Regions from separate parts of the Homo sapiens genome. Here all the other regions are linked to region 3. The links are chromatin loops, found by intact Hi-C in ENCODE. Cell type or tissue: mammary epithelial cell. All regions are shown on one strand.

Region 1 (8,000 bases), 86 kb before region 3:
TCCCCGTACATTGTCTCTGTTCTGAAATTGTGCACGTGCTTTTACCTCTTTTTGGTGCACGCTTTCCTCTTTTTTTTTTTTTTTTTTTTTTTTTGGCTTTTTGTCCTTCAGATCTCCACTTAGCCTTGATGTCTTTATCGTTTCACTGATCATCAATAGTAATTACTTGTGCCTGCATTTGACTATAAACTGCCTTCTGTGACTCATTCTCCAGTGCCTCCCTAGCTCCAAGCATAGGAAGCTCTCTGAAAATTTGCTGTAGGATGCTTGTTAGCGTTCCACTTTTATAAATGGTGCTGTGTTTGTTCAGGTTTATCACTCATGCAAAGAGTTTTGTTGATACTTTCTTACCACATGTTTCTTTGAGCAAAATTTCTAAGTTACAATTTCTGTAATGTGATGTCCTGGGTTAAAGTATCAACGACAGGCCAGGCACGGGGGCTCATGCCTATAATCTCAGCACTTTGGAAGGCCTCTACTAAAAATACAAAAAATTAGCCAGACGTGGTGGCGGGCACCTGTAGTCCCAGCTACTCGGAGGCTGTGGCATGAGAATCACTGGAACCCAAAAGGTGGAGGTTGCAGTGAGCCGAGATCATGCCACTGCACTCCAGCCTAGGCAACAGAGTGAGACTCCATATCAAAAGTAAAAATTTAAAAAAAAAGTCAAAATGTACAGAGAAGGTAGAGATGGAGTGACTGCAAAGTAAGATAATTTGTCATATATATTTGTGAAGAACTGAGAACTCATTTACAAAGGATGATTTACAAATTGTCCAGTCATATACTAAGCTAGCAAGAACAGAGAAAGGGATACTTTAATCGGTGTTATCAAGAGTAGTTTTAAATTTCTGAGCTTTGTAAATCTGAATAACATTTCAAAGGCTGTGAAAGGACAAGATTTTAATCCTCTCTAATTTGTAACCCACAACTTGAATTGTCTGATAAAATATTAAAATCTGTTAATTTGCTTCTCTGGAGAGAATTCCATAGTTAAAAATGATATATGGGTAAACAATGAGTGAAATAGAAATTAGAGATAGAGCCATGAAATTTGCATAAATAGCTTTCCACCTATCTCAAGGCAAAGGAGTCCAACTGGGAAACACCCCCTGGGAAATAGATATTTAAGAGATTTTTCAGATACAGATCACTTGGTAGCCTTTTAAATATTTTTCAACAAAAGAATCAATACAATCTCTTAGTACCACACTCAGGGACTTGAGTTAACTCTTTTCACAGTCTTAATGTGATCCACTTGCTGACGTTTTAATCCGTTCAGGTCAGCATCTACCATGTAATCAACAGTTTGTTTCTCTTATACTCAGAGCACATTTTTTTCTTACCTTGGCTTTTACTGTTTTTCTTGAAACATTCTCCAGAGTTCTTCCTCTCTTCCATACTCATGGTATGGTGTGAACATCTGATATTTCTATCTCCTCAGTATCTCTTTCCCCCATCCTTTGGTAACAGCACCCTCCCATTATTTAGGAATGTCCTCTCCCCACTCTATGTTGTTCTCCTGGGTTTCTTTTAATAGTGGCATATTTCCTGTGATCAGCTTGTGTCTCAAAAGTGGCCATGCAGAGTGTATCTTCACCCCTGGACCTCAGGCTAACTGGTCTTTCTCTAACTATGCTCCGGAAAAGAGAAGGTTTTTTTTTTTCCTGGGAGTTGTTGCATTGGGAAGATAAAAGTCTAGAGCCATCCATAGGCAATCTTGGACTGCCCAATGTGATAAAGCAGGAAATTCTGATTTTGAGCTGGGATTTGTTACTTGCTGCTGAAAGAGTCTTGAGAAATCCATCAAAGTGTTTAATTATATTGCTATTTGTGTAAGTATTCAATTGAGGACTCTTCTTCCCACTAAATTGTAAGCTCTATGAGGGTAGGAACCAGGTTTGTTTCCTTTTTTTTTTTGTTTGTTTTTTTGCTTGTTTGTTTTCTTGGCACCTTTCATAGTGCTTGGTATATAGAAGGCAATTAATAAATACTTAATGAACTTTTCTGCATAATTTTCATTTGATAGGGCATATTATCAATGACCATTAAAATGATTCAAATCTCAGATGTCCAGTGGCATTCATCAGATAAGTCATAAGCTGTGACTGTGATATATTCTTTCTTCTCTGTTGGTTTTCTTGGGTGATTTTTTTATCCCATTCTGATATTACATATTCAATTCTTGTACCTGGGTCTTATTTTTCTCATCTTTCTTGGTGTTTCACTTACTGTCTTCCTTTATTTGGCTAGCAGTTCCTGTCCTCATTTTATTTTTCCTATGGGTATAGATGAACTTTCTAGGCAGTGGGAAACCATGAAAGGGAAGGCTTTAACTCTTTTTTGTTTTTTTAACTTTTATTTTAGGCTGAGGGGTACATGTGAAGGTTTGTTATTTAGGTAAGCTTGTGCCACAGGGGTTTGCTGTACAGATTATTTTGTCACCCAGGTAGTAAGCTTAGTACCCAATAGTTATTTTTTCTGCTCCTCTCACTCCTCCCACTCTCCGCCCTCAGATAGACCCCAGTGTCTGTTGTTCTCTTTGTGCCCATGTGTTCTCATCGTTTAGCTCCCACTTATAAGTAAGAACATGTGATATTTGGTTTTCTGTTCGTGCATTACTTTGCTAAGGATAATGTCCTCCATCCCTTTTCCTGCAAAGGATATGATCTCATTCTTTTTTGTGGCTGCATAATATTCCCTAGTGTATAGGTATCATATTTTCTTCATTCAGTCCATCACTGATGTACATTTAGGTTGATTCCACATCTTTGCTATTGTAAATAGTACTGCAATGCATGTCTGCATGCATGTGTCTTTATGGTAGAATGATTTATGTTTTTGACCCAGCAATCCCTTTACTGCATATACACCCAGAGCTTTAACTCTTTCATGGATGACATATCATAGTTTTTGTTAGTCCAATAATCTGCACCCAGAAATAAGAGGCAAAAACCCATCAAACAAATGGGTTTTTCGTTTATTCATTTATTATTTTTCATTTATTCATAAGTGCTCCATAGCCAATGCTTATTGATGTTGTTTATTTAATACTTTTGTTTATTGGGGTTCTCCAGAATTTAAAAAATTTAAAAACAAAACAAAAATAGTATAACTATGCTTCAGACATAGCACCTAGCATGTAGTAGGCTCTTAATTTAAAAATTGTTGACTGACTTATTGAATAGCCCACAAAGGTCTATCTTGCATCTAATAAATGCATTGACTCATTTATCTTTCCATTCATTTACTCAATAACTCATCAGTAATTAAAAAGAAACACGGAGGAATGCATGAATGCACTTATTAGAAATAAAATAGACTGTTGTAGGTTAATTGAAAACCTAGCCATTATATCTCATATTCTTTATACATAAGTTGGAGATGATACATGTTACACATGTCTGTGTGATGTGTGCTTAAAACATATGACATTTCATGATATAATTTGAAATATCTTTGTAAAGTTCAATTTGCATAATTTTTATATTAGTTAACCTTTTCCTCCACCAGGGTAACTTCAGTTGGAAGATGTTTCTACTGTCAATCGAATTTTTTAATTCACTGTGTGAGATAGAAAAAGACATGGTTTCTATATATAAGGGGTGTGATTTACAAGAGGCTATGTGCATGTGTATAACATGGATACAGTGCGAGGGACAAACCAATACTTGTGGTTGCACAAGGGAGCCGGGGAAGAGTCCCGCGGAGGTGTGTGTGGTGGGAAAGTTCTCCAGGGAAGACAACATTCGATTGTCTTGTGGTTGCTAAAAGGACGCTTTTGACGCCAGATGGGCTTGAGTCCAAATCTTGGCTCTGAAATTTCCTCGTTGCCATTTTGACCTTGGGAAAAAATATTAACTCTCGAACCTCCATTTCTTCATCTGTAACACAGCAGTAAAATTACTCATCTCTCTAGTCATAATAACTGTTGTCAAAAATGTCTGTTCTCTGAATGTTTGGTGGGTTTCAGTAGAAAAAATAAGGAAGTTGGAAGTGGGAAGTTAAGGATGTCAGAGGCAGAGACAAAAAAGGGCAGGGCAAGGCATGGAATTTTCTCTGAAAACTTTACTTAATCTCATTAAGTGTTGGTTATTGATGAATCTATATTTCAAAGTACCAGACATAAAACCATATCACCTTCGGTCTAATGATAGTCAAGTGCAGTGCTACTGTTGCAGGTCTGGGAAAAATTCAGGCCAATGAGAGCCTTTGATGGCCGTGGGAACAGTAAATTGCAGCAGTGCTGCAATTAACTAGAAGTGCCGACTGCACCTCCAGCAGGCTCAGACTTGCATGGCTGCCTGCTGGAATGCAAAGCTTTTCTCTTATTCACAACCCTCCCACTCACTCATTGATAGCCTAGGGCCAGATCTGGATGTGGAAAACATTATTCCAATAAAAGGTGCGTTAAAAGAACACTCAAGGAGTTTATTTTTTAACAAACTCATGTTGTGTAAAATGAGATGAGGGTCTCAGAAACAGTTTTCTTTTCTTGGCATGGGCTGAGGACACTAAGCGAAATTCTGCCGCGTCATCTACTTTGAAGCAAGAAAATACTTTGACCTTATTAATGTACTTGTTTCTAGGGATAAATAAACCACCTTAGGAGATTACACAATTCCCTTGGATGATAAGTTAACTTTTTTTGGATAATGATGCTCTGTGTATAAAGGAATCCAAAATGCTACCTGTGTGTTAGTGAATTAATCGAAAAGGTAAGCAATCTATGTGTAAGAAAAAGACACCTGTTCTAAGATTGCATCAATGAATAGAAGATAAGAAATGTCAAAATAAAAAATGCATACAAATCTTTAAAAAGCATTCAGAGTTCAGAGTTTCCTGGGCATTTCATATTTTGCTTTTTTTTTTTTTTTCTCCAGAACTGTATGGAGGCCTTTAGTGTTTTGGTTGAGTCTAGCCCTAAACATATGGGCAATAGAAGTGGACGTCTTCATGGTGTTATTTGAAAGCAATGGAACCAGTCCTTGTTCCTGCATGAACTTGCAGGTTGTCATTAACTTACAGAGTCATTTATTTGGGTTTAGTTAATATATCTTGGAAAATGTGAAATATTGCAAGGAGGAGGAATGGTCATCCATATCTTCTGCATTTGAAACCTAGAACAGGTGTGCTAAAAAGACAGGTATAGTGTCCAGGTTTCAATGGACTGGGAAAGGAAGCCTTTGGCAAGGCCCCTGGTTAGATCAAGAACAGCACAAAATCACAGAGAAAGAGAGAGGTAGAGAGAGAGAGAGAGAGAGAGAGAGTGTGTGTGTGTCTGTGTGTGTCTGTGAAGAGACAGGGGTTAACAAAGGCAAAGGGACAGATATACCAAAAAGGGGCTGAGAGAAAACTGCTCAAGAAAGAGGTTGGGGTCTCTGAGGACCGAATCAATATCCCATTTGCTACACTATCTGTATACCACCTATGCCACCATTTCAATACACATCTGGCAATAGACTGTTTGTTAATATTATCAGACATTAGTAACTTTTCAAGCTTCCCAAATTATCTAATTGGATTAGCCTATAAACTAAACAAAATTGGCTCAAGATGTAATTGTTTCGAAAGGACTGAGATGACTGAATTAAAGTGACATTAATATGCTGTTAGGTTGGGGTTGATAGTGAGGTTTAGCTCTGAGAAGAATTATTTATTCACTATACAAACATTTGCTAGATGTATCCTATGCGCCTAGCATTGTGATGTGAAGGGATACAAAATACAGCCTTTGCCAGGTAGAGGTTACCATGAAGTAAAAAGGACAATTGTAAGAAAATGTGATGTGTGTATATATGTGTGTGAGAGAGAGAGTGGGTGCATTCACTATGGCATTGAGAAATGGGAGCATAGGTCTTAGCCTAGAGAGTCAGGGAAGGCTTCCTAGGGAGGTATGTCTGGGTCTGCATTTGAAGTGTGAGTGGCAGGAGGGCAGAGATGATGGAAAGGCATCCTGAACAGAGAGAACAATCCTGGGGCAGAGAACTGTGAAATCTTCAGGGAACTGCCCTTGCCTGTTGGGCAAGAGCAGGCACAAGATTAGGAAGGGCCTTGCACACCTAGCCGGGTGTTGAATTCTCCCATGAAGTTGACAGTTGGCCCAAAGTGCTGAAATTTCAGACTTGAGCCACCGCACCCAGACAGGTTTTTTATCAGCTGAGTGACAAACTCAGATGGGCTCTTCAAAGGGTCTCTCTAGTGTGGAGAGCAGCTAGGAAGGGCAGGTCTAGAGATAGACCAAATTCAGCACTACTGGATCAATAAAGATGGAATGTGATGCAGGCTTCAGATAAGAGGAGGATAGCTAAGATAATTCTCATGTTTTCCAGGTGCTTTAGGGAATAGAAACATGAGCTCAACCTTAGACTTGGCGAGTACTGAGGTGCTCATGGGACATACCAGTGAAGACAGCAACTCTCCCAGGACTGGGGCTCAGCAGGGAGGGCTCAGATGAGTTCAGGATGTCAAATCATCGAGGTGTATCTGGTGGTGATGGGAACCAGCCAGTGAGCAGGAATAATCAGAGAAGAGCAGAGGGTCAAGGTCAGAGTCCTAGAGAGCTGGTCTGGGAAGGGGAAACTGAGGAATGGGCCCCCAGGCGGGAGATATAGGAGGAGCCACCTAGAGTGAGAGGCAGATTAGGAAAAGCATCACTAGGACAGATCAGGGAATTCAATAAGAGTGGTTTTGGTGGAGGAATGGTGGCTAGCTGGTGGCAGATTGTGGTAGGGTAGTGATGAAGATCAGAGAAGGATGCAGTAAGGTGGATGACGTGCCAGCCTTTTAAAAAGCATGGCTGGGATCTGGGTGTGGTGGCTCACAGCCATAATTTCAGCACTTTGGGGGGCTGACATGGGAGGATCGCTTGAGCCCAGCAGTTTGAGACCAGCCTGGGCAACAAAGTGAGACCCCATCTCTACAAAAATAAAAATAAAAAAATTAGCAGGATGTGGTGGTGCACATCTGTGGTCCCAGCTACACTGGAAGCTGAGGTGGAAGGATTTCTTGAGCCCAAGAGGTTGAGGCTGCAGTGAGCCAAGATTGGTCCACCGCACTCCAGCCTGGGCAACAGAGTGAGACCCTGTCTGAAAAGAAAACAAAAAAAAGAGTATGGTTGGGAAGTAAATGACAGAGAGGGAGTGGCCAGAGGGGAACATAAGAGAAGAGAGGGTTTTTTGCCGGCAAAGGAGATTTGAGCTCATTTATAGGCATGGGGGAAGACAATCAGTAGGTGCATAAGTGAGTTGAGAATCTATACTAGCAATACAGGAAACCATGTTAGGATCACTGTCTCAACAAAAATGATCACAGCCTTCCAAAAATGCAACTTGACTTTAAAAAGGCTTTCTTTTATCACTTGCAAGAATATTGCTGTGACACCTAATAAAAATTTAATTAAGGCTTAGATGATATCACGTTTTATGTAACCTGAAGTCCTTAAATCCATGAAATCACTCAAATAGAATCAAGTTTGTTGGAAAGAGAATCTCATCTTAAGAAGTGGCAGCAGGAAAAATGAGTAAGTTCCATTTTATTTTATCAGTGAAGTCTGGGGCTACGAAATGGTTCTAACAGCATAAAGAAATAACAGCTGCATTCAAGACCAGGATATGTAAAATAATTTGTTTAGTTTCAGCCACTTTTTAAAGTCAATTTTACACCCTGAAAGAAAGGCAATCCTGACTCCATTGTTCTTTCGCCAATAAGGAGATCGGGAATTACAATAATAAATAGAAGAAAGAATGTTGTTTTTCCTCACTGTAATTAATTTTATGGCTCTTGCGAAGATGAATTTTTGTGGTGATTAAAATAGTCCCTTGCACATATTAGGTACTCAGTAAGCATTTGTGAAATAGGGACTTTCTAGCCTTTATTTGTGTTTAAGGAATCAGGGAATAAGTTCAAAATTGCCTTTCAAGAAATTTTTGGAACTCTCTTCTCACTAAGAAACTGTAAAGTCTTATAAAAGAGACATTATTTATTTTCTCCAAGTATTG
Region 2 (8,000 bases), 850 kb after region 3:
TACTCTTGGGAATGTATCCAAGAGAAATGAAAAATTTTTGTTTGCACAAAAAAACTATGCCTAAGTATTACAGCAGCCTTATATATAACAGCTAAAACTTGAAAGAAATCCAGATGTCCTCCAGTGGGTGAATAAACTGTGGTAGATGACATCATGGAATACTATTCAGTAATAAAAAGAAATGAACTGGCTGAGCCCAGCGGTTCACACCTGTAATCCCATCACTTTGGGAGTCCAAGGCAGGAGGATTGCTTGAGCCCAGGAGTTTGAGGCTGCAATGGGCCATCTCACCACTGCACTCCAGCCTGGGTGACAGAGCAAGACTCAGCCTTTAAAAAAAAAAAGACAAAGAAATGAACTATTGATACATGCAACAATTTGGATGATCCTTCGGAGAATTATGCTTAGAGAAAAAGGCCAATCTCAATGTTTACTAACTGTACAATTCCATTTATATATCAGCATTGAAATTACAAAACTAGAGAAATGGAGAAGAGATGAATGGTTAAGGATGAAGGGAGGCCAGGAGAGAATTGGAGTGGCCATGGAGGGTCCACATGAGGGATGCTTATGGTGATGAAAATGTTCTGTATTGTATTTTATTATAGTTTTGCAAGATGTTCTCATTGGAGGAAACTGAATGGTACATACAATCTCTCTGTATTGTTTCTTACAAATGAATGTAAATATAAAATTACATCAAAATGAAAAGCTTAATTCAAAAAATTTTAAAATCAAAGTTTATGCTCAAATCAATGGCTATTTTTCTGGATTGCAGGTTTATCCATTACAATATGTTTAGCAATCCTTCCTCATTCCAACATCTTCAAATATTCATCTATATTCTCTTCCTTTTGATTATTTAAATTTTTGCATTTTATTCTTACTTTTACTTTAGTACATGATAATTTTAAAGGCTCTAGCTTGATTTTTTTCAAACGGAAAATAGTTTCCAAAACTAATTTTTTGTTGATTCATCCATTTTCCACTGGTTTATTATATTTTCTTTATCATATGCTAACTTCTGAAATACACCAAGAACAATTTTCTTAATCACTCTTACTGTTTATTTTGCTAAATGCACTCCGAATCTCTTTGTCAAGTTCAAAAAAAATTTTACGGTCTAATTTATAATCCATTAAATGTATAATTAATTATGGAAGGATTAACATATTTACAATATTTAATCTTTCCATTCAAGAATAGGGTTCTCCATTTATTCCTATTCTTTTGTATCTCTCAGCAAAGTTTTATAATTTTCTTCATATAGGTCCATTTATTTCTTGCTAGAAATATTCCTAAGTTTTATTGATCTTGTAGCTGTAGTCTTTGTTTCCATGCAAAGGAGATAGATGTCCAGTTTCCTAGTTTTAATACATTCTGTATTTCTTAAACAAGGGCTAAACAGTGGGGGAGGAAGTAAGGGGTCTCTCTACCTACATGTAAGCAATCATTTTTAGAGTACTGATTGTCATTTTCGTCAACTTTGAACTTAGTAGAAACTCCTCCCTGATACTAGCACTAATGTGGTCAGTCCTACTTTTGGTTTTCTTCTTTCCTATGTCTCCATAGGAACTCTAGTAAGAATTTGTGAGAGGCAACATGGGCACTGACCAAATGTCATTGTGAATTGAATTTTTTATTCTCCCATTCTAAGCACAAAGTTTTCAAACAGGTCCCAGCCACCCAAGAGTACTTTTATACTATGTGTATTTTTGCTATATCATTCATAGTGATATTTTGGCATGTCAGATATTGCCAAGTGTTTTTGTAAACCCAAGAAACAGTAGATCTATGTCACTCCCAGTGATCTATCAATTCAGTAAAATGCTTTCACAAAAGGAGGTCAGGTTAGTTTGTCATGATTTGTCCTTAGTCACTCCGTGTCTTCTAGCAGTCAACACATTCCTTTCAAAGTACTCATAAGACATCTGCTAAAAATTCATTCTATAATTTGACCAAACTTTGAACAATTTATTAGTCTGTAGTTTCTGGAGTCCACCCTTTTTCAAAACTTGTGACATTTACTTGCCATCAATCTTCTGGTTCCTCTCTTGTTGTACATAATTTTTTTAAGATTACCAGTGGTGACTCTGATTACACATCTAAATTCCTTCAGCACCCGGGGATGAAACTTGGCTGCACCAAAAGACATGACCTCATGACAGGAATTAAGTCTTGCTCTCCTTTTCCAGTCATCCTGGGCTAGAATTTCTTTACTATATAGATTATTCTACTTTGCTAGAATCTGAAACTCTTGAGAGAACCAACAATTGTGGGTGGTGTTGTCCTTACAGGGGAAATTGTTTCAAAGTGGCACAGAAGGCAAATCACTTCCTGATGTATGATCAGCAGTGATGCCTAGATACATGGTGGCATGGGTGTGTGCGTGTGTGTGCAATCTGGATGCTTTTCCTGGTTTCTCCATTTTAGACTGTTACCTGCTTGTTTTCTCGTGTTGAACATCCCCTTGCACCATGCTTATTTTAAATAGCACACCCATTTGGAATCTCCAGTTCATACTGCTGAACACCTATCTTGTCCCTAATGGTTGGATTGGAATAACGTTAAGACCTTAAGACGCACAGCCCTGCCCTGTTGTTTCTGGATGAATGGTCCCACCACCAGTTCTTGAGTCTCTGCAGCTCCACCTTCCAGCCTAGTCTGCCCTTACTCCCCGTATCGGTTCCACTGTACTTGTCTCTGTAACTGTGTCTCAGGAGTTCACCCCAGGCTCCACTGGTATCACTATGAACCAGCATGCACTGCAGTACAGACTGACTCCGGGGCCACAGCACCTGCTCTCTGGGGATATACTGAGTCCCAAGACCCAGGTGCTTAAACCATACCCCACCCCATGCCACCTCCTCCTTGATCAATTAGTTCCTACCAGAAGACCCGGTATGGCTTCTCTGTACCTTGCCATGTGTAGATAATTAATAAATGTTTATTGAAATGAATTAAGTAACAATTGCGTATCCACATTCACTTTGAAGAAGGCTTGGTAAGTTTTGTAAGGGTCTATTTGTATAAAGTTTTACACCCTTCCAAAGCCAATTTCATTCTTGCTAAAGCCTGGGGGATCCTTAACAGCTCCATTCCTGATCTGTGCTGAGACAGAACTCTTTCTTCTGCTGCCTCCACACAACTGCACAAAACCCTTAAACTGAACGCAATTCAGACCTGGAACATTCTCGCATCTTCTGAATCCCTTGGCTCAGAGTATATTATCCTAGTGCTCAGGTCCTATCTGCCTCCTAGGACATAATTCACTCATAGAACCCACACCGCAGCTCAGGCAGGAGACCTCCAATACCATACAGGATATTTATTTACCTGCCATGAATCTCAAAGGATGACAAGAAGTAAATCAGCTTCTAGAATATGTGTGAAAACAGCAGCTGAGACATTCTTGTCCAACTCTGCAAGACTGTTAAGTTCTAATGCACAGGATACACCATTCATTCTAACATATACACCTCCATGGGGACCAGAATACCCAGCAATTGATAAACACTTCCATCCATTCCCCCATCTCACTTGCAGTTCAGTCAAGTGATTGTCAAGACATCAATAGGAAGTTCTGTGTAAACACAGGCACTATAGCTAATCAGTAGGATGTTTATTGTATCATTGCTTGTCAACCATTATCAATAAGGATTTGAGTGCTACAAAGGAGAATTAACTGGTTTCTAATTAAGTAATTATACTACCTCTATAGAATAAGAAATTCATTAAAGACAATTTCCAATCATTCTGATCGTTCACATATTTGGTTTTAGCCTAATATATTGTAGCAAAAAGTATTCAGAAATAGTACGCAGCTGCCCTCTTGTGTCACTTTCATATAATTAAATCTATTAATGTTTACCAGTGATTCAATTAGCTTTGCATTTTTAAAGGTCACCATATACCACTACGCTTCCACTTCTGATGATAATATCCTAAATGGTCATTTACAAAGTATGATATGTGGAAAGATACCAGTTCTCTCTACCAATGAAACTTAGTGGCATAAACATCTAAATATTGAAGAGGTAATATAATTTACTCTGTCCTCCAGGTCCTCTCCTCATCCAAATACCCAGATGTCTTAAAATGATTCTGCATCATCTCATTATACTTAATTAATACCTAATCAATATTTAATCCATTCTTAATGAGTGTATGGATTTGTACTAATTCTTCACTACTGGCCACTCCACGACCCCACAGGAGATGAAATGGAAGCAAGTTCTCTTTCATAATTGCCAAGGGCATCCCTCACAAAGAGCCCCTTGTGGTCTCTGTTGCCATTTATTAACCACCTATTATGAGCTAAGTACTGTGCTACATTCTTTACAAACAGAATATACAACAATATGCATAAAACAGAAAGCTTATCTTCATGTAACAGAAGAAACCCAGTTATCAGAGTTAGATAATGCCTTCCCAGAAGCCAAAGGATAATGATGGTCTCATTCTTCACATTGTAACTTGGCAAACCAAGGCTTGTTTGTTCTTTTCTTCCACATCCATCTACGATAATAAGCCACCATACACGAATTTGCAGACAGCCAGCTGCTCAACATACCAGAAACTATCTTACTAAAGTGAGAGTAAGTTTAAACAATGGAGATAATTAATGGATGTTCTGTTTCTTTACTACGTTGTGTTTCCTTATTGAGTACTCTACAGTTCCAGCTCTGTATCACAGTTCTCTGCATTATGGAAGAGTAGATATAAAAAACTGAAAACAAGTCATATTGGTTTGGGACAAGTAGGAACTGTACTTTTGCACAAATCAACACTGGTTTGGTGGCTACACTCAATAACTGGGTAGAGAGAGGATCCAGTAGTGACACAAGAAGATGAACCAATTGTACAGCCTCAGTCCCTCATCTCCTGGGAGGTAGAGTCCCTGGAAGCACTTATTGCAAAGACATAGGAATAAGATGCAATGTATAAAATGTAAGCTGAGATGTGACATCCTGTGACCAAAACCAGACATTGTGAGAGTGGAAAGAGGAGGTTCCAAGGGTGCCTTGAAGGTGGGAGCAGGGTGGGAGATGTAGAGTAAGGAGGTGTCTGTGTTTCTTGTTGTGTTAATGCACACACTGGTGGTGGGCTCCCTCTAGAGTGGGCACAAAGCGAAATGGATCCTGCAACATTGACTCTAACTCCATAGAGAGGGGAGAGATACCTGCAGATGGGATGTGTGGAAGACGGTCCTTCTGGAGACTGTAACATAACAACAGTGATGTGGGGCATGCAATAGCGGATGCCCAGCTCAAGCGGATGCCCACTCATTGCCAAGGGTTGGAGTCAGAGGAGAGACACAGGGGCCCAGTCTAGCTCTGGAGCTGAGCTTCCTGAGGCAGGGTGGGGCAACAGGAAAGCCTTGAGAGTCAAAAGTCTAAGTCCCGGGCTCTTATTCTAGCTCTGTAATTAACTTGTTCTGTGACCTTGAGCCAATTGCCTCACCTTCCTTGTTCTGTTTCTTCATCTTTCACATGTCTTCCTTGGGCGCTCAGAAAGTCCCTCCATTCCTAATGCTCTCTTTACTCAATCCCTTCCAAGGTAGCTTGGTTGTGTGTGGCCACCCATGGGGACTGATTTGTTTTATTATTATTATTTTTTTGAGACAATCTTGCTCTGTTGCCCAAGCTAGAGTGCAGTAGAGCAATCTTGGCTCACTGCAACCTCTGTCTACTGGGTCCTAGCCATTCTTGTGCCTCAGCATCCCAGGTAGCTGGGATTACAGTCATGTGCCACTATGCCCAGCTAATTTTTTTGTACTTTTAGTAGAGATGGGGTTTCTCCATGTTGCCCAGGCTGGTCTCAAACTCCTGACCTCAAGCACTCTGCCCGCCTCAGCCTCCCAAAGTGCTGGGAGTCACTGTGCCCAGACTGATTTTTTTATTCCTGTTGTGAAAGTTGTCAGAATGAAACTGAAATCACTGATGTTATGGAAATCCTGACAAATAGAGCTGCGAAAGGATATGAAGGGAGGGATCTCAGGTTTGTATGCCTGATAATAAAAGAACTCTACAAAACCACAACCTTGCACAAAGGCCATTGCAGCCTAACACAAAAAATACTTCTGCAAGAACATGTGTCCAGCAACTGCCTGTCAACCTGGGGCTGGTGTCATCCTTGTTTTTGTTCTCAGTAGCCAAGGATGATTATTTCAAAACAACTATGTAATCTTCCTCATTTCTGCCTTTAAAATCCATTGGCTTTCTCTCCCTCCCCAAATATGCACAAAGTTTACTATAGCATGCAGATTCCCATTACAGTACTCTATTCCAAAATAAATATCTTTTTCTTTTAAAGAGACTCTCTGTTAGTTATTTGGGTTGACATTGTTATGGGATCAACTGTGCACCCCCTTAAAATTCATATGTTGAAGCCCTAGGATCCAGCTTTCAGAGTGTGACTATATTTGGAGATACGGTCTTTAAAGAGATGATTAAGGTAACATAAGGTCATACGGGTGGGCCCTAGTCTAATATGACTGGTGTCCTTATAGGAAATTAGGACACAGGTACAGAGAGAAGGCCTTGTGAAGACACAGGGAGAAGACAGCCATCTGCTAGCCAAGGAGAGAGGCCTCTGAAATAACCGGTCCAGCTGCCACCTGGTTCTCGGACTTCTAACCTCACTGTGAAAAAATACATTTCCATCCTCTTTTGTACTCAGTTCCCCTCTGGGTTTTCCTTTCTATTTATATTTTCTTCCACTTAGCAACCTTAAACACTCATGGGCAAAGTCCACATTGTGCCCTCTCCCCATACCTCAACACAATTATCTTTCTCCCTCTGATAGGGTTTGGATATTTGCCCCTTCCAAATCTCATGTCGAAATGTAACCCCCCATATTGGATGTGGGGCCTAGTGGGAGGTGTTTGGGTCATGTGGACAGATCCCTGACAAGTGTCTTGATGCCATCCTCACAATAATAAGTGAGTTCTCAGTCTATGACATCACCCGAGATCTGGTAGTCTGAAAGAGCATGGTACTTCCCGCCTCTCTCTCTCTCTTGCTCTCTCTCTTGCCATGTAACATTCAGGCTCCTCCTTCACCTTCCAACATGGTTGGGAAGCTTCCTGAGGCCTCAACAGAAGCAGATGCCTGCACCATGCCTCCTGTACAGCCTGAAGAACCATGGGCTAAAATAAACCATTTTACATCATCAATTACCCAGCCTCAGGTATGCCTTTATAACAACCCAAAATAAACTAAAGTTCTCTCTCTCTTTCTGTTCTATAACGCACAGCAATTGTATATGGAGAAATGAAGCCATTAACATACAACATACACAAAGCAGTGTCTGTAACTAAAAGAGTACACATGAAAACGAACACACACAATGGCATCCAATGCCAGGAAGGGCTTGGTGAAACAGACACTCACATAAACTGTTGGTGGGAGTATATATTTGAGGAAACTTTCTGGAGGTTAATTTGGCCACATACATCAAAAGTTTTAAAAGCATTCATACCCACATGCTGAATATCCCAGGAAACAAAATGAAAGATGAGGAAGTTGGGCGGGGGGAGGAACTGAACTTCCAATGGCCAACTTCACTAGAAATCACAGAAATGAAAATGTGTGAAAGAGGAACACTCTATTAATGGTGGGTAGCTAAATTGGTTAATCTTGCCAAGAGACAAATTAATAATCATTATTAAAATCTTAAAATTATATTTTCCTTTTGTCTCAGCAATCTCATTTTAAGGAATTTAGCCCAATGAAATAATAATGAAAGTAATAGTAAGAACATATTTACTGCAATATTTTAAGAGGGAGATTATCTTTTCTAGTATTTTTATTTCCATAGGTTTGGGGGGAACAGGTGGTGTTTGATTATATGAGAAGTTCTCTAGTGGTGATTTGTGAGATTTTGATGCACCCATCGCCCGAACAGTATACACTGAGCCCAATTTGTAGCCTTTTATCCGTCACACCCCTCCCACCCTTTCCCCCAAGTCCCCAAAGTCCGTTGTATCATTCTTATGT
Region 3 (8,000 bases):
AATGAGTAGTGTATTTTACCCATAGATTTTCCTGCTCTATTGTTCTTCCTTTGCACTGATGTTCCAAGTTCCTTTTGTTGTAATTTTCTCTCTCTGAAGAACTTCCTTTAACAGTTCTTTTAATCAGGTCACTAAGTCGTTTCTTCCATCTTGAGGTCCCTAGAAACTCTGTCTTCTCCGTCTCTACCTTTTGGAATCTTCTGCTGCTTGGTTCATTTGATTTATCCAAGGTTTTAGGTATGATAAGAGGGTGGACTAAGGCAAAATATGCTTGCCCCATCCTTCTGGAACTGGAAGTCCTCCCTATACTTTTAAAAATTTATTCATGTTAAACCAAAAAAAAAGAAGAAGAAGAAGAAGAAGAAAAAAAACAGCTGCTGTAGCCTCTGCAACTTGCTGAGAGCTTGTTTAGGAATAGAGAGCTTATTTTTCCCTTCCCTCTATCTCAGCTCAAGCCTAACAGCCAGGTGGTGCTTTCATGTGTACCTCTCTTGCATCCTAGAAAGTACAAAGTACATCTGACTTGGAAATGCTCTGTGGGTAAGAATGTGAGCCGCATCAACGTAGATAAAATATTTACGGGGAAATTATGTGGAGGGAGTTGTGTTTTGTTTTGTTTTTTTTTTTTAATGGAGTCTCACTCTGTCACCTAGGCTGGAGTACAGTGACAGGATCATGGCTCATGACAGGATCATGGCTCACTGCAACTTCTGCCTCCAGATTCAAGCAATTCTCCTGCCTCAGCCTCCTGAGTAGCTGGGATTACAGGGGCACCTCACCACGCCTGGCTCATTTTTGTATTTTTTTTAGTAGAGATGGGGTTTCGCCACGTTGGCCAAACTGGTCTTGAACTCCTGACCTCAGGTGATCCGCCCACCTTAGCCTCCAAAAGTGCTGGAATTACAGGTGTGAGCCATCGTGCCCAACCTGGAAGGGGACTTTTTTTCTTTTTTCAAAATACATATGGATACATAAGCAATCAAAGTCTCAAAAATACTCAAATAAAAATTACAATGGTAATGGTAGCCAACAATTATTTATAGGCACTATGCTAAGCTATGTACTATATAAAACAATTGTCACACTTTAGGAAATGATTATTTATTATTATTATTATCACCATTTAACATACCAAGCAACTCAAGTCCAGAGACAAATCTCACTGAGCTACACAGTGGTAGAGCTGCAGTGAACTCAAACTTTTCCCCATAGATCTGTGGATTAGAAATAAATATGTACAATACCTGGCACCTATTCAGTGCTTGAAAACTGGAGTAATCGTCATAGTTATAATTTTCTGTAATTTAAATAATCATGTCATCCAGGTATACTCATGATTTCCCAACATTGAGTCTCTAGAGCAAAATTCCATGTGTATGCAGAGCAGAGATTTTTGTAGCAACAGTGGTTAAATATAACTTTTTAGTCATTCAAAAAGAGGGATGATTAAAAATAATGAAAGTATTATGAAAAGAGTTTGAAGACCATTCTTTATAAAAGGCTCACTGGTAGGTGTGGCTTTTGACTGATTTTCATCATCTAAGTTGGAAAGTCACTATTGACAATATCTCAACTCTTCTAGAAAATTGTGAAGTTTATTTAGTCAGGGCTTTTCTTGAGTCTGACTCTTGCTTTATGTTGCTAAGAGTGTCATAAGCATTGAGTCTGGCAGTGCGGTGTGAGAAAGAACATTTTCATGGTGACTTGAGCATTGCTCCAAGGCTGGGCACAGAGGCAGGATAGAACTGTGTTCAATTTTTTGGTACTGCTATAACAACATTAAGGATATTTTATGTTCTTGGTGGGCTACAGTTCGCTTTAAGCTCAGCCAGGCTACCTTATAAACAAAAATATATTTTCCATGATACTTCAAATCCATCCTGAAATTGAGCATCAAAAGTATCACAAAAACTTAAAGCATGCTTCATACTCTTCAAATTCTATGACTTTCCTTTGAATTGTGGACATAAATTCTCATAAATGGTTTTGAAATTCTTGAAAATATCTGATTCAGTTCAGCCTCAATCCTTTTCAGCAATGAAAGGGAATGCAGTTTCTGGATTTTAAGCACATATGTTCAGTCTGAATTTCAATAACTGTCCTTTTAAGTTTAGGCTGTTTGTATTTTCTCACATTAGTAAGAAAGGGATTCAGACAATATGGGTCTCTTAGAGACCTTTAATTCTCCAAAAGTCCATGATATGTGTCAATAGCTGAGTAAACTTTTTAGTGGGTATTTAAAACCTACTCATCTGAATGCATTACGATAAAATAAATTAAATGCCTATATTCTGCTTCAGCTGCCTGTGAATAACTCATAAACTGGGGGACTGGACAACAAAGAAAACACACAATCATGATCAGTTTTTCCTCATGTTAAGGCAGTGAACCTATTTGCAAAGTTCACAGCACACACTCTCCTGGTGAGTTATGCCAAAAGAACCCACTGTATTTCTCCTCGGGTTTGAATGAACTACTGGAATATTTTTACCCTTTCTATGCTGGTGTCCCATCACTGCATTCAGCAGTTTTGGACTGAGATCTAAGTTCCCACACTCCATTTCAGCCATTGGATAATTTGTGTATGGTAGCCCTATAGATACTATCTTCTTGCCAGAAGAGCTGAGCAGGTCAGATATCCTAGTTTAGATGAGTTACCCCAGGCATGCCAATTTCATCTAGTCCTCCACTGTTTGAGAGAGACCAAGAGATCTGTGGTTTAAGATGTGTAGCTGGTTCATGAAAGAGTCAGGAAATTCCACCCATTCTTTTCAAAAGAATGTAATTAACCTGGGTTGCAGTAGTTGAGAAAATGCTTTGCAAAGCAGGTGGAGCTTCCTATAAGCCTAAGTGACGAGAAGAACAGGGCAGGTAGAGTTCAAAGTCAGTCCATTCTCTACATTAAGGGAAGCTGTGAAAGGAAGGCCTTGGAAACATTGAAAAGCACATAGGGGCATGGAGGATCATGAGCTGACCGATCTTTTCTGACATCAAGTACATTAAACACAAGTTGAGCAAATCGATGCAACTATTTTGTAATGAAATAAAGTGTTCAACTATGATGTATTTTAAAACAACAAAAATAGAAGCTTGGTCTGGCCTCTAACTTTGGATTTGGGAGGCTTAGAAATTGTGTGAGAGAACATATTAAAGAAAAGTAAAATATTAACACAGGCAGTACTTTCCCATACTTTAATATCGAGACTCTTGACGAACATAAGTAGCTTGATTATGGAAGATTTTCTTACCTCAAACAACAAATAAACTTTCTTAAAAGGACATGGATGAGAATGGCTTCCCTTTCGGTATCAAGTAATAGATTGCTAAGCATTTCTCAATCGTTAAGAAGTTATTTCATCATGTATGGAGTGCAAGTTGAGTTGCAGGGCATATAAGCATGACTGTATTAAGTATAAATCTGCATTCCTGCATCTGAGGATCCTGTGAGGTCTGTCTCCCAGGAAACAATCTGGATAGTTAATGACACATGGGATGGGTCAGGGCAGATTGTGAGAAGCGCAGTGTTGATTATGTAAACTTGGATTTTGTACAATTGTAAATATAGGGTATTTCCTGTATTGCACTGTGGCTATAAACTAGGGAGAAATGTAAATACAGGGTCTAACTCTGTAAATAGCGTCTGATTATTCCTAATAGTGTGCTCTTTGAAAACTGCTTTTCAATTAATACAGTATGTCATATTCTTATCCAAAAGGGTGAAAATAAAAATCCATCTTATAAACACTTTGGTTTTAATCGATATTAGGTGTGCTTTTACAGTGTTGTTCTTATTTTGGTTTGCACAAAAACCTTATTAAAAAAGGACATTATCTTGCATGTAGGCACTTGCTAACAGGAATGCAGCTTGCTGCCAGAGAATATTCTAAACTGCCAAGCTTGTTGGGAGCCTGCTGTAAAAATATCTGCAGCTTGGAAGAATTGGAGATGGCTAATAACAGTGACTATAATTAATAGTTAATTGTTTTAAGGAAAGAAATTAACAAATTGAGCTGATAGTCTACCCAGTTAAAAAACAAGAAGCAAAATGAATTCAGAGAAAGACAGCAATATGTATTGTCCTCACAGTTATTTCTTATGGACATGTTTGGTATTATATAATACATTTTCTTTTTGATATATACCTGCAGCTGATAGTGGTAATTCTTGGCCCATCAGACCTTTGGTTTATTTTGCCTTTCTCTTGTGCCTTTTATTATTAAATCTTGCCCTTTGGTCATGGTGTGTTCAAACTCTATCTAGACGATTCCATTCTAGACACAACACAACAAGGTGATTGTAAAAGTTACTATGTTTAGTCTGCAGAAGAAAATGCTAGGCGAACACTAGGTGTGAACTACCTTCTAGTGTGTGAAAGGCTGTTTGAAAAGTCAGACATTTATGATACTGCAGAGTTGTTGATTTAGGAGGAATGGAGTAGAAAAGAAAACAAATGACAACTTTACCCACCCCCAAACACACACTCAAGTAATTTTATAACAACAACATTCTCACACAGCAGTCAGTGGCTGGAGGTGGTATTTGCTATCACTTTACCACTTTTAGATGGGGCAATATATCTTGTTGCCTCTGCCCCTGCTAATTCCCAACCGTGAGGCCAAGCTCCTGTGGCTGTCATGGTTGCGTGTGATACGGCAGTGCTGGGAAGGGAAGAGCATGGTCCCTTTAAATGATACATAACGGGTGGTGGGGTAGGGGGAAAGGAACTGCTGAGCAGAGGAGGGTGTGGTCCCTGGCTAGGGCTCCACCCCCACAGACCTAGGTGAGGACAGGCATTTCCTCCCTAAATGTTGCATTTCCCAAGACCAACCTGGCCTGCCACACCCCCATCCTGTGCCTATAAAAACCCCAGAGACCATAGCAGGCAGACACAAAGATGGCTGGACATCCAGAGGAGCATGTGTTCCTCCACTGAGGATGGATGGTGGCTGGATGTCAAGAGGAATGCACAGGCATATGTGGCATGCCACCAGGCCATGAACTGGTGGAAGGAGGGGGAGTTTGGCTGGGGCAGTCAGAGGAGAGGCCAGGCCACTGAGTGGCCCTACTCCAGGGGAAAACCCTCCCACTCCATTCCCCCTTTTGGCTGCCCCCATCTGCTCAGAGCTACCTCCACTCAAACAATCCTCCCACCTCAGCCTCCAAAGTAGCTGAGACCACAGGCATGCACCATCACACCTAGATAATTTTTGTATTTTTTGTAGAGACAGGGTTTCGCCTTGTTGCCCAGGCTGTTTTTGAACTCCTGGCCTCAAGCAACCTGCTGGCCTAATCCTCCCTAAGTGCTGAGATTATAGGCATGAGCTACCATGCCCAGCCTTTATTCTGTTTAAGTGAACATTTAAATTAACTTCAGTTTGTATGATTTTTATTATTTTTATTACTTTATTTTATTTTATTTTTTATAGAGAGAGGGTCTAGCTCTGTTTCCCAGGCTGGAGTTCAGTGGCATGATCATAGCTCACTGAAGCCTTGAACTCCTGGGCTCAAACAGTCTTCCCACCTCAGCCTCCCAAGCAGCTAGGACTATAGGTGTGCACCACCATGTCTGGCTTTCTTTTTCTTTTCTTCTTCTTTTTTTTTTTTTTTTGTCGCCCAGGGTGGCCTCAAACTTCTGACATCAAGTGATCCTCCCACTTTGGCCTCCCAAAACACTGGGCATATGAATTTTAAAAGCAGGACTTTGGTTTCATAATTTTAAAAGTATCACTTAGAATGTGACCTACAAAATCATCTTGATTTTTATGTGTTAAATTTGAGAAAGTATGTTCACAGGACATCAATAAGAGACAATTAATCAAAAGCATAGAGGATATATGATTTTGTAGATGTTTCAGAGGGACAGTTTCATCCCTGTTGGCCGTCTTCCTCGTAACTAATAATGAGAACCTCCCTTCTTCTGGAAAGCTATGACATTCACTTAGGGATTTGGCAAGTATTCTAAGAAGACTTGATTCTTGCTTTCACAGAGCACAGACTCTCAGATGATTAACTGACTTAGACCATGCATCATTACGTAACCAGACAAAAACAAAGCATGCTAAGTTAATTTTACTCTTAGCTGCATTTTTCCCCATCGAAAACTCTGTTATGATTACAATTTCCCTCTTCCTTAAGGTTGCAGCTTTAGCTTTCATGGAGCCAGTGAGGCTACACAGGGCTACAGGACAATTGTGTTGTGTGGTCTGTGCTCTGCACATAGGCCCTGGCCTAGTGAGGCAAGGGGCTGAAATAGAGCCTGCATTCCATGTGCCAAGCCCAGTGTATTAGGGCCAGTTGGGACAACTGTGTCTATCTTTTTTTTAATTGTTCAATTTTTTTTAATTTTTTTATTTTTTTGAGACAGCGTCTCACTCTGTCTCAGTCTGGAATGCAGTGGCATGATCTTGGCTCATTGTAACCTCCGTCTCCCGAGTTCAAGTGATTCTCCTGACTCAGCCTCCCGAGTAGGTGGGACTAACAGTCATGCACCACCATGCCCGACTAATTTTTGTATTTTTAGTAGAGACGAGGTTTCACCTTGTTGGCAAGGCTGGTCTCGAACTCCTGACCTCAAGTGATCTGCCTGCCGCAGCCTCCCAAAGTGCTGGGATTACAGGCGTGAGCCACCGTTCTCAGCCAGGACAACTGTGTCTAAATGTTTTACCCAGAGGACACCCAATTCTGATGTCCACAGAAATGCTCTACAGGCTGGCAGAGGCTCTGGAGCTAGACATATGCCTCTGCCTACCCATTGTGAATTGAGAGATAGTGTTCCAGTGTGGTTAAAAGCTTATCGTAACTTGTACTTTATGGGGCTGTCCCTGGAGGGTAGGGTTATGTGTGTGTGTTGGTGTAGAGAGGCAGTGAGACACACATCAGTGAAAGCTTTGTTTACTTGCTATTTTTTTAAAGCACAGGTTCTGGGATCAGGAGGAAGGAGATGGTGTTGGAGGTGAGGCTTCCTTCTATGAGTCATGATTCCACTTACTTGACTTTAGCCTTTTGGAGTGTCCCTGGGGTTGGGTTTGTTGGAGGCTTCATTTGTGACCAGTACTGTGTGTGTTTTCACTCAGTACAGTTTTGAATAGATGCTACCACATTTACTTTACGGCTTAGTTGTATGGAACTCAAGAAGAAGGGATAAACGCTTGTCACCTTGGAGAGTATATATGAGACTCAGCTTAGTGATTTCAGTGGCAAAATCCAGCTCAGTGTTTCAAAAACTAAAACATGTTTTGAAAGCTTATAAAGTTGGTCTCCAGTGCCAGAAATTCCCATTTTGGACTGGCTTCAAGGCAATGAAAGCTCAGACACTGACTCATTGAACTATTTCCTTATTAATAACATAGTACCAAGCATTTTTGAGGGTTGAAAAAATAACTGAACTGTTGTCCAAAACCTTTGAGCCTCTCAAATGCAAAGCTTTTTAAAATTCTTAATTTTGAGACTTTTGTGATTTCAAAGGAAATCTGATCTATCTATCTCTTTATATGTTGTTTATTCTTAACTCATCCAAGTGCTATTTGGCCAAGATTGGCTTATGTTTAAAAAAAAAATCTCTTAAGTCATTTTATAAGCTGTTCAGGGCTTTATTTCTTTAGACCAGGAAGTTGTAAATTGCCAGCATTAAGCAGAAGGTGTGTTGTTGAGTGCTAGTTTTATTGAAAAAGAATGAGGTTTTATGTATTTTTGAGATTTGCTTTATTGACAATCCACCCCAAAATATCATTTCTCTTAGATATACTGTTAGAAAAGTCTCGCCTGAAGAAAAACAAAACAAAAACAAAGAACAACAACAAAAGACATAAAGTATTGCCTAGTTAGAACAATGACAATCCAAATTATTTTGATGAAACATAAGCACATTTAGAATTAACACAGGGTTTATCAAAGAGTTATGTAAGAGTAAAAATCAAAGGATTTATATAATTTTTATTCATGCTAATAAAATGTCATTCTGAGGGCTTGGCATTGTTATACATATTTATTAAACTGAATAC

The links. A loop is a pair of places that touch in the nucleus more often than their neighbours do. Peaks named below come from ENCODE experiments on the same cell type or tissue, not always from the same donor. Only the 100,000 strongest peaks of a DNase experiment are listed, where the experiment ranks them.
Region 1: it touches region 3 in a loop (8-fold over the local background); 13 of 110 quality-filtered maps call a loop at or near these places.
Region 2: it touches region 3 in a loop (9-fold over the local background); 4 of 110 quality-filtered maps call a loop at or near these places.

Annotation. Positions count from the first base shown.
Region 1 is chr10:19,829,086-19,837,085 of GRCh38, forward strand. All of the region lies in intron 1 of PLXDC2 (plexin domain containing 2), which reads left to right. Among named protein-coding and RNA genes, the nearest start is that of PLXDC2, 17 kb to the left of the region's middle. In mammary epithelial cell, no CTCF peak of the experiment used is centred here; DNase peaks (open chromatin) are centred at 3,756 and 4,306; H3K4me3 peaks cover 206 bases; H3K27ac peaks cover 1,964 bases.
Region 2 is chr10:20,765,218-20,773,217 of GRCh38, forward strand. No RefSeq gene overlaps it. Among named protein-coding and RNA genes, the nearest start is that of NEBL, 130 kb to the right of the region's middle. In mammary epithelial cell, a CTCF peak has its summit at 3,802 (motif pointing left); a DNase peak (open chromatin) is centred at 1,874; H3K27me3 peaks cover 120 bases.
Region 3 is chr10:19,915,521-19,923,520 of GRCh38, forward strand. All of the region lies in intron 1 of PLXDC2 (plexin domain containing 2), which reads left to right. Among named protein-coding and RNA genes, the nearest start is that of PLXDC2, 100 kb to the left of the region's middle. RefSeq lists an enhancer at 4,470-4,971. In mammary epithelial cell, no CTCF peak of the experiment used is centred here; DNase peaks (open chromatin) are centred at 2,761, 3,441, 6,921, 7,251 and 1 weaker place; H3K27ac peaks cover 6,343 bases.